Regions from separate parts of the Homo sapiens genome. Here region 1 is linked to region 2. Evidence: read pairs that join two places in POLR2A ChIA-PET (ENCODE). Cell type or tissue: HepG2. All regions are shown on one strand. Links, peaks and the distances in the headings refer to the core of each region. The heading gives the core; the rest is flanking DNA. Region 1 overlaps CLIC4 (chloride intracellular channel 4). Region 2 overlaps ELOA-AS1 (ELOA antisense RNA 1).

Evidence for each region. Peaks named below come from ENCODE experiments on the same cell type or tissue, not always from the same donor. Only the 100,000 strongest peaks of a DNase experiment are listed, where the experiment ranks them.
Region 1: POLR2A ChIA-PET joins it to region 2 with 8 read pairs; 2 of 35 experiments call an interaction of 5 or more read pairs at or near these places.

Annotation. Positions count from the first base shown.
Region 1 is chr1:24,772,768-24,778,146 of GRCh38, forward strand. All of the region lies in intron 1 of CLIC4 (chloride intracellular channel 4), which reads left to right. It also overlaps the pseudogene RNU6-1208P. Among named protein-coding and RNA genes, the nearest start is that of CLIC4, 30 kb to the left of the region's middle. In HepG2, for the core only: no CTCF peak of the experiment used is centred there; no DNase peak of the experiment used is centred there.
Region 2 is chr1:23,762,812-23,768,190 of GRCh38, forward strand. The region is part of intron 3 of ELOA-AS1 (ELOA antisense RNA 1); the gene reads right to left. Among named protein-coding and RNA genes, the nearest start is that of ELOA-AS1, 13 kb to the right of the region's middle. RefSeq lists a silencer at 2,988-3,282. In HepG2, for the core only: no CTCF peak of the experiment used is centred there; a DNase peak (open chromatin) is centred at 3,150.

The DNA.
Region 1 (5,379 bases), core at 196-5,195, 1.0 Mb after region 2:
GCCACAGCGCCCGGCTGATTTTGTAATATATTTTAATGAACATTTAAAAATACATAATCCAAAATTAAAACAAATGAGGAAGATTCATTAATTTATTCATGTTTGTTGAGAGCTAATATTTTATACTATTAATAAAATATTGTATAGCATTTTCATGATTGCAGTTTTTCATTGTTTATGGTCATCTTCATTAATCCATTGTTCTTAGTCATTTAGAGGTCTGAAATTTGGCTTTAAGCAATATTGTGATATATATCCTTACAGCCAATTTTCTGTGCATGTCAAGCAATTGTGTTTTAAAAGTCCCCCACATATCTCATTTACCCTCTGAATTCTTTATTTTCCTTTTGTTTACTTAAACTGTAATCTCTCTTTTTTCACACTTCACCTGGAATGTAATCTCTTAAAAAGAAAAAACTTTCTGCAGAATTTAGGTTTTTTACAAAGGGAAAATTGGATTTTTGACTCTACTACTGAACTCTTGGTGGAGTGTCTAGTTAAAATTGGTCTGAGAACTTGATGAACAGAAATAGCTGCCTTAAGCATAGATGGGGAAGAATAATATTAATTTCTTGAACATTTCATTGTTTTCTTGTACTCTTGGGATTCTTTGTGAATCTAGTTTATACTACAGTATAATGTGTATACCCTTAAGGAAAGTGGGTTGCTGCATTTTGACTTGCAGAAGCATTTCACCTATGTCCCAACATAGTTGTCTTTAGTTGATAAACAAGGGAAGACCCTGGCAGTTAGTGAATTTATCTTTGGTTAGCAGATATTTTTTAAAAATGAGGGCTAGACAATGAAAAAGTTTGAGATGCACCTTTTTTTTTTTTTTTTTTTTTTTTTGACAGGGCCTCACTTTGTCATCCAGGCTAGAGTGCAGTGGTAAGATCATAGCTCACTACATCCTTGACCTCCTGGGCTCAAGTGATCCTCCTGCTTAAGCCTTCTGAGTAGCTAGGACTAAAGGTGTGTACTACCATATCTGGCTAATTTTCTTATTTTTCATAGAGATGGGGGTCTCACTGTGTTGTCCAGGCTGGTCTCAAAACTCCCAGCTTCAAGTGATCCTCCCACCTTGGCTTCCCAGAGTGTTGGGATTACAGGTGTGAGCCATTGCACCCAGCCAGAGATGCACTTTTTTTTGATGTAACCAAAGTGAGAATAATTATAAAGGAGCATGTTTCTTTTTTATTTTAATTTTAATTTTTTTTGTTGTATAAATGGAGTCTCCCTCTGTGGCCCTGGCTGGAGTGCAGTGGTGCGATCTTGGCTCACTGCAACCTCTGCCTCTTGGAGTCAAACAGTTCTCCTGCCTCAGCCTCCCGAGTAGCTGGGACTACAGGTGCACACTGCGACACCTGGCTAATTTCTTTTGTATTTTTAGTAGAGACGGGGTTTCACCGTGTTGCCCAGGCTGGTCTTAAACTCCTGAGCTCAGGCAGTCCGCCTGCCTTGGCCTCCCAAAGTGTTGGGATTACAGGCGTGAGCCACCACGCCCAGCTAAGTAACTTCTTTTTTAAATAAAATAATCATGGATTAATATAATAAAAACAAATTAGTGTTCTGTGTTTCTGAAATTAAGTCATTTAGTGCCAAACTTTCACATTCTAAATAGTTGTATCTGAAAATGTCTTGACTTCTCTTCCATTCTTTAAAGATGGTTTTGTTGGAAATAGAATTTTGAGTTGATTTTTATTGTTGTTATTGTTATTCTTTCAGCAATTTAAAAAATGTTCTTGACTGGGCGTGGTGGCTCATGCCTGTAATCTCAGCACTTTGGGAGGCTGAAGTGGAAGATCTCTTGAGCCCAGGAGTTCGAGACCATCTTGGGCAACCTAGTGAGACCCTGTCTCTACAAAAAATTGAAAAAATAGCTGGACATGGTGGCAGGTGCCTGGTCCCAGCTACTTGCGAGGCTGAGGTGGGAGGATGGCTTGATCCCTGGAGATCGAGGCTGCAGTGAGAGCTGCGCTTCAGCTTAGGCGACAGAGCGGGACCTTGTCTGAAAAAAAAAGGACCGAGGGCAGTGGCTCATGCCTATAATCACAGCACTTTGAGAGGCCAAGGTGGGTGGATCACCTGAGGTCAGGAATTCAAGACCAGCCTGGCCAACATGGTGAAAACCTGACTCTACTGAAAATACAAAAATTAGCTGGATGTGGTGGCGCATGCCTGTAATCCCAGCTACTGGGGCAGCTGAGGCGGGAGAATCGCTTGAACCCAGGACGCACAGGTTGCAGTGAGCCGAGATCACACCACTGTATTCCAGCCTGGGTGACAGAGTGAGACTCCATCTGAAAAAAAAAAAAAAGAAAGTGATTCCATGTTTTCTGGCCTCCATTACTCCAAATGATAATTCAACAGTCATTCAAATTATTATTTCCTTGTATGCAATGTGTTGTTTTTTTCTAGCTACCGTGAAGATTTTCTTTTTCTTCCTTTCTTTCTTTCTTTTTTTTTTTTTTTTTTTTGCTTTTCATTATTTCAATTATGATATACTTAGGTATGGCATTATTTGTATTGAATCTGCTTGATGTTCATGAAACTTGAATCTGTAAATTTGTCTTTTTTTGGGAAAATTTTGGCCGTTATTTCTTGAAATATTTTTTTCCTCATTGTCTCCTTCTGGAACTCTAAAATATAAATGTTTTAGTATTTTCCCGTAGGTCTTTGAGGCTCTTTTTTTTCTGTTCTTCAAATTGAATAATTTCTTGGTTCTGTCTTTATGTTCACAGACCTCTTTCTTTCTTCTCTCTCTCTTTTCTTTCTTTCTTTTCTCTTTCTTTCTCTTTCCCTCTCTTTTCTTTTCTTTTCCTTCTTTATTCTACTGTTAAGCCAATCTAGTAATATGAAAAAATAATTTAGATATTGTAGTTTTTAGTTCTAGAATTTACATTTTTGTGTGTGATTTCTTTCCCTACTGAGATTTCCTATCTTCCTTTATTTTGAGCATATTTTTCTTTCGTTATTTGAACATAGTTACCATAACTGCCTTAAAATCCTTGACTGCAAACTGTAGAATCTGGGTCATCTTAGGGTAGTCTCCTTGATTACTTTTTTTTTTTTTTCTTGAGAATGGGTCAGGTTTTTCCATTTCTTCTTATAGGGAGTAATTTTGGATTATATTCTGGATATTACAAATGATAAATGATAATTTATATATATAAATTTTGTTATGCCCGTCTTAAAAGCATTGATTTTCTTTTCTAAAGCAGGCAATTGATTAACTTACCTGAATTCAAGCTGCAAAACTGTCCCCCCATAGTAGGTGGCAGTGTACATTTCAGTTCAGTTCTCTTAGCTGGCCTACTTGGAGCCTGCTCTGTGCATGTGTGTTTCACGGATCAGCGAGAGATTTAGACAGATTTATGCAGATTTTAGGGCTCCCCTGTGCTGGTTCTCTCTCTCTCTCTTTTTAATGGTGTCTTACTTTATTTTCTTTGCAGTGGTGATGGTTGCTCTAGACTGTTTTTTGGCTTTTAAAGTCAGCAGAACTGTGAATTTTCCATTGGAGTTTTAGCTGCCCTACATGGTGCAAGGCTAAAAGATAAAACTTGGGGAAACTTGTCCAGTGCAGTTCCTTTCCTCCAAGTGCCAACTCCCCTCCAATATTTGCCTGCTTTTGTCACTCTCCAGTGCCTTCAGGTGTTTTTGTCTGGAAGTTATAGCTGTTATGATAGGCAGAGTTGATCCTATAGGAGGAACTGCCTGGTCTTACTAGAAGACTCAAACTTATTTTTTTAAAAACAGAAACCTTTAAATTTTAGAATAGTTTTAGATTTGTAGAAAAATTGCAAAAATAATACAGAGTTCTGAAATTTATTTTAAATGAAAGTATTTCTAAAATATATTAATGCTTCCTTGACTTTTGAAAATGCTGAGTTTGGCCAGGTGTCATGGCTCATGCCTGTAATCCCAGCACTTTGGGAGGCTGAGGCAGGTGGATCACCAGAGGTCAGGAAACCCTGTCTCTACCAAAAATACAAAAATTAGCTGGGCATGGTGGTAGGGGCCTGTAGTCCCAGCTACTCGGGAGGCTGAGGCAGGAGAATCCCTTGAACCCAGGAGGCGGAGGTTGCAGTGAGCAAAGATCATGCCATTGCACTCCAGCCTGGGCGACAAGAGCAAAACTCTGTCTCAAAAAAAAACCCGAAAATGCTGGGTTTAACTGCCAATTAATGTCAACATTCTGAATATAAATTCAGTAATGCAACAATGGCCTCGGGAGCCGTTGAGGCATGTAAGACTATTTTTGTCTTTCTGCTAAATGGCCTCAGCTATTGTGCTTTTCGAACCTAAATCTCCTTTGTGTGTGTGCATGTGTGGATGGGTGCATGCGTGCATGTGTGTGTGTATTTTGTATTTCTTCCTTTGCCAACTTAGCTCTATTGATGCAGCCCATTTCCGTTAATTTTCTATTGTAATTTGTTGTGGCTCAGTACACCAGATAAACTGTTAAAATTTGTTTGAAATAGGAATAAATGGTTTCAGGCCAGGCACGGTGGCTCACGCCTATAATGCTAGCACTTTGGGAGGCCAGGGCGGGCGGATCAAGAGGTCAGGAGTTCAAGACCAGCCTGACCAACATGGTGAAACCCTGTCTCTACTAAAAATACAAGAATTAGTCAGGCGTGGTGGCATGTGCCTGTAATCCCAGCTACTCGGGAGGCTGAGGCAGGAGAATCGCTTGAACCTGGGAGGTGGAGGTTGCAGTGAGCCGAGATCACGCCGCTGCACTCTAGCCTGGGTGATAGAGCAAAAAAAAAGAACAAATAGTTTCTGAGAGCTTGAATGTTGAGTTAATGAGTCAGGTACATCATCTTTAGTATCTGGTCTTGGTGACATTGGTGCCCAGAGGCCTTTTCTCTAGATGCCTGCTGTCAATACAATTGTCGCTACCTATACATGGCTATTCAGTGTTTGAAATATGTCTAGTTTGAGTTGAGATGTACTATAATTATGAAATATACACCAGATTTTAAAGATGTAGTACAAAGAAAAGAATGTAATAACTTTTTATGTTGATCATGTGTTGAATGATGTTAGATATATTGGGTTAAATAAAAAAATTTAATCACACTTGTTTCTTTTACTTTTAAGAAAATGTGGAATGCTTCACAAATTTGTGCGTCATTCTTGAACAGGGGCCATGCTAATCTGTTTTGAATTGTCCCAATTTTAGTATTCATGCTGTCAAAGTAAGTACTCTTTTTAAGTCTTCAATATGGCTGCTAGAAAATTTAATATAACATTTGTGGCCTACATTATATTGGTCGTAGCTCTGGCAATTTATCTTACTTGATAGTAGTGTCTATGAGTGAGATGGTGGTGGTTCTGTAAGAATCTTGAGATCAAGCAGGTGAGATTCTAGCA
Region 2 (5,379 bases), core at 133-5,132:
GAGTTTGAGACCAGCCTTGGCAACATGGCAAAACTCTATCTCTACAAAAGATACAAAACTAGCTGGGTGTGGTGGCACACACCTTTGGTCCCAGCCACTCGGGAGGTAGAGGTGGGAGGATGGCTTGAGCCCAGGAGGTTGAGGCTGCAATAAGCCATGATTGCCACTGCAGTCCAGCATGGGCGACAGAGCAAGACCCTGTCTCCAAAAAAATAAAAAACAAACGGGGAGGGGGGGGAAAGGAGTGAAATTAACATGGCCAAGTTGCGTAGCTAATAAAGTGGCAAAAGGAAGGATTTGACACCGTGATTCTCTAACTGCAAGGTTTGTGCCACTCTGCCTTTCAGTTTCCACGGGCTGTGAGGGACCAGTAGGTCTCAGCTTACACGGGCGTTCTAATGAGTACAGAAGGAACATGAATGCAGGAAAGTCGTGCCAGCAAAGACTTAATGAGAACCTGCTGTGGTGGCTCTGGCTGACCTGCAGGAGCTTTAGCACTTGCTAATGGAGCCATGGATTTGGCTTCAACCCTGCATACAGCAAGTGGATTGGACCTTCCATCAAACATACAAATCTGTCCTTTATCGATTAATTAAACATTTGCTGAGCCAGGACCTGTATTAGACCTTAGGATATGGAGTAATAGACTCTGACACTTAACAGTTAGGGAGGAGTAACTGACTTTATTGATTATGCACCTACTAGGTGCCACCATTCCTTCTTCTGTACACTGCCTCTGTTATCACAATGATCCTGTGAGGTAAACAGTCATGGCCCCATTTTAAAAATGACAACTTAATCCTGGTAAATCCAGGGGATTAAAAAATAAAAATGAGAACTTAAGTCACCATAGTGTCTGTAGAAATAAATTTTAAAAAATTGTTTTAATGAAAATGAGAAAAACCGAAGCACAGAGAGATGAAGAACTTGCCTAAGTTCACAGAATCAGTGAGCAGTGGTGCTATGTATTGGCCTGACTCCAAAACACATGCTCTCAGTCACATTTACCATCTCATACACTGACATGCATACCCAATTTGGCCTCTGAAGCAAAGCTGACCTCCAAAACAAAAGATGCCTGAGCCAAGGCCAGAGTCGTTTCTGTTTTTTTTTTTTAAATTCTTTTTTTGTGATGGAGTCTCGCTCTGTTGCCCAGGCTGGTGTGCAGTTGCACGATCTCGGCTCACTGCAGCCTCAGCCTCGCGAGTAGCTGGGATTACAGACATGTGCCACCACGCCCAGCTAATTTTTATATTTTTAGTAGAGACAGGGTTTCACCACGTTGGCCAGGCTGGTCTGCAACTCCCAACCTCAAGCCATCTGCCCGCTTTGGCCTCCCAAAGTGCTGGGATTACAGGTGTGAGCCACCGTGCCCAGCCTAAAAATTCTTTATCCTCAAGTTCAACAGTCATTTCTAAGAATGATATCTTTTGTCTGCTTCATGTAACTGATGCCCAGCAGAATCCTACCTGGCTTATCAACTTGACAGATGCCCCCATCACAGGGTTTCTCATCCACTTTCATCTCTTCCTGGTTATTTGCTAAATGGTGAAACAGTTTGTCTTCAGAGGCCCCTGAACTTCTTTCTCTCACTCTTTTTGAGACAGTCTCACTCTGTCACCCAGGCTGGAGTGCAGCGGTGGGATCTTGGCTCACTGCAGCGTCAACCTCCCAGGCTCAAGTATTCCTCCCACCTCAGCCTCCCAAGTAGCTGTGACTACAGATGTGCACCACCACTCCCAGATAATTTTTTGGTATTTTTTTGGGAGATGGAGTTTTGCCGTGTTGCCCAGGCTGGTCTTGAACTCTTGAGCTTAATCACTCTACCTTGGCCTCCAAAGTGCAGGGATTACAGGCATGAGGCACCTCGCCCGGCCCCCTGAACTTCTCTATGATGTCTATTGTCTCAACTCTTTTCAAAGACTAAGGAAAGTTCCAGCCATCAAAATTTTATATCACTGTATCTGTTTCTCAAGCACAGAGTCTTGGGTTGGGGCCTCAGAATATGCATTTAAAAAGATGCAACTCAAGTGTTATGGACTAAATGTTTGTGTCCCCCCAAAATGCCTATGCTGAAATCCTAAGACCCAGTGTGACAGTATTAGATAGGCCTTTGGAGGTAATTAGGTCACGTGGGTAGAGGCTTCATGAATAGGATTCTCCCTCATAAGAGAAATGAGAGTTGCTCTTGCTCCTTGTTCTCCACCATGTGAGGAAATGAGAGGACGGCAGTCTGCAAACCAAGAAGAGGGCCCTCACCAGACACAGAATTGGCCAGCGCCTTGATCTTGGACTTCCAGCCTCTGGAACTGTGAGAAGTAAATGTTTGTTGCCTAAGCCAGTCAGTCTATGGTAAGTTGTTACAGTAGCCTGAAATGACTGAGACACTAAGCGATTTTTTTTTTTTTTTTTTTTTTTTTTTTTTTTTTTTTTTTTTTTTTGAGGTGAAGTCTCACTCTGTCACCCAGGCTGGAATGCAGTAGCTTGATCACTCTCGGCTCACTGCAACCTCTGCCTCCCGGGTTCATGTGATTCTCCTGCTTCAGCCTCCCTAGTAGCTGGGACTACAGGCGTGCACCACCAACTTTTGTATTTTTAGTAGAGATGGGTTTCACCATGTTGGCTAGGCTGGTCTTGAACTCCTGACCTCAGGTGAGATCAGGTGAGATCCACCTGCCTCGACCTCCCAAAGTGCTGGGATTACAGGCATGAGCCATTGTGCCTGGCCTGACACTAAGCATTTTTTTTTTGGGGGGATGGAGTCTTGCTCTGTTCCCCAGACTGGAGTGCAGTGGCGTGATCTCAGCTCACTGCAACCTCCGCCTCCCAGGCTCAAGCGATTCTCCTGCCTCAGTCTCCCAAGTAGCTGGGATTATAGGCATGCATCACTACAACCCGGCTAATTTTTGTATTTTTAGTAGAGACGGGGTTTCACCATGTTGGCCAGGCTAGTCTTGAACTCCTGACCTCAAATGATCCACCCGCCTCTGCCTCCCAAAGTGCTGGGATTACAGTCATGAGCCACCACGCCCGGCCGACACTAAGCAATTCTTAAAATGTACACTGAAGTTTGAGAACTGCTCCAGAGAATTTGCCACAGTGGAATAGCTCTTCACAGCAGGTCCCTAGGTCAGGACTAGGAAGCTTGTTGATTTAGTAGTAAGCAAATACTTGCATTGCTTCCCACTCTGTGTCACTGACTAAGTCAGACATGGCAGGCTGGGGACAGTGGCTCACAGCTGTAATCCCAGCACTTTGGGGGGCCAAGGTGAGAGATTACTTGAGTCCAGGAGGTTGAAACTAGCCTGGGCAACATAGTGAGATCTTGTCTCTAAAAAAATAAAATATTAGGCCAGGCGCGGTGGCTCATGCCTGTAATCCCAGCACTTTGGGAGGCTGAGGCGGGCAGATCACCTGAGGTCAGGAGATCAAGACCAGCCTGACCAACATGGAGAAACCCCATCTCTACTAAAAATACAAAATTAGCCGGGTGTGGTGGCACATGCCTATAATCCCAGCTACTCGGGAGGCTGAAGCAGGAGAATACCTTGAACCTGGGAGGTGGAGGTTGAAGTGAGCCAAGATCATGCCATTCAAAATAAAATAAAAATAAAACAAAATAAAATAAAATATTAGTTGGGCATGGTGGCATGAACCTGTAGTTCTAGCTACTCAGGAGGCTGAGGTGGGAGGATTGCTTGAACTCGGGGAGGTTGAGGCTGCAGTGAGCCAAGATCATCCCACTGCGCACCAGCCCGGGTGAAAGAGCAAGACCCTGTCTCAAAAAAGAAAAAAGAAAAAAAAAAAAAAGGCCAGGCATGGTGGCTCATGCCTGTAATCCCAGCACTTTGGGAGGTCAAGGCAGATGAATCACCTGAGGCCAGGAGTTCGAGACCAGCCTGACCCACATGGAGAAACTCCGTCTTTACTAAAAATACAAAATTAGCTGGGCGTGGTGGTGCATGCCTGTAATCCCAGCTACTTGGGAGGCTGAGGCAGGAGAATCGCTTGAACCCAGGAGGTGGAGGTTGCGGTGAGCCGAAATTGTGCCACTGCACTCCAGTCTGGACAAGAGCAAAACTCCGTCTCAAAAAAAAAAAAAAAAAAAAAAGAGACATGGCCCTTGCCCTCATGAAGCTTTCATCTAGTAGGGAGACAGTTATCAAATAACTGCACAAATAATTCTTTTTTTTTTTTTTTTTTTTGAGACAAAGTCTTGCTCTATTGGCAGGCTGGAGTGCAGTGGCGCGATCTTGGCTCACTGCAACCTCCGCTTCCCGGATTCAAGCAATTCTCCTGCCTCAGGCTCCCGAGAAGCTGGGACTACGAGTGTGCGCCACCATGCCCAGCTAATTTCTGTATTTTTGGTAGACACGGGGTTTTACCATGTTGGCCAGGATGGTCTCGATCTCTTGACCTCGTGATCTGCCCGCCTCGGCCTCCCAAAGTGCTGGGATTACAGGCGTGAGCCACCGCGCCTGGCTTTTTTTTTTTTTTTTTTTTTTTTTTTTGAGACGGAGTCTCACTCTGTCACCAGGGCTGGAGTGCAGTGGCGCGATCTCCGCTCACTGCAAGCTCCACCTCCCGGTTCACGCCATTCTCCTGCCTCAGCCTCCCGAGTAGTTGGGACTACAGGCTCTCGCCACCACGCTCGGCTAATTTTTTGTATTTTTAGTAGAGACGGAGTTTCACCGTGTTAGCCAGGATGGTCTTGATCTCCTGACCTCGTGATCCACCCACCTCGGCCTCCAAGAGTGCTGGGATTACAGGCGTGAGCCACGGCGCCCGGCCACAAATAATTCTTTAAAGTACAGGTTTCTGGGCCCTACTGAAGAAATATGGTTGAATAGGTCAAAGGTAGGATCTGGAAACAGGTACGCTTTTGTAGGCTTCCCCCAATGAACTCGATGAGCGGCCTGGTTTGGGAATGTCTAGTGTAGTGGAAAAAGCATGCATGACCTTTGGGATGAGACCCAGGTTCAAATCCTGCCTCCACCACTCCCACACCTCTCTGAGCCTCAGTTTCCTCATTGGTAAAATGGGAATTATGACACTCTGCAGGAATTCTTATAAGGATTCAATGACAGAAGGGGAGCCACATTTTAGTGTCCCTCCTTCTTTCCCTCTAAATGTGGAATGAAAGAAAAAGGTTTTGTTTTTTACTGATGGGAATTCAAACTTCAGGGTCACAAGCTAAGAACTATTTTGAGGTCAACAAGTCCTTCCTGATAAATGAAATCTTAGTGCCTGCTTCCTCAGAGTTAGTTTGACTTTTCTGTTTTGGGGCCCCATTCTAATTTTTTCGGGTCCCTTAAACTGCAGCTTCTAACAACCACTAAAAAGGAAGACCACCTAATTTCTTACGGCCACAAACTCAAA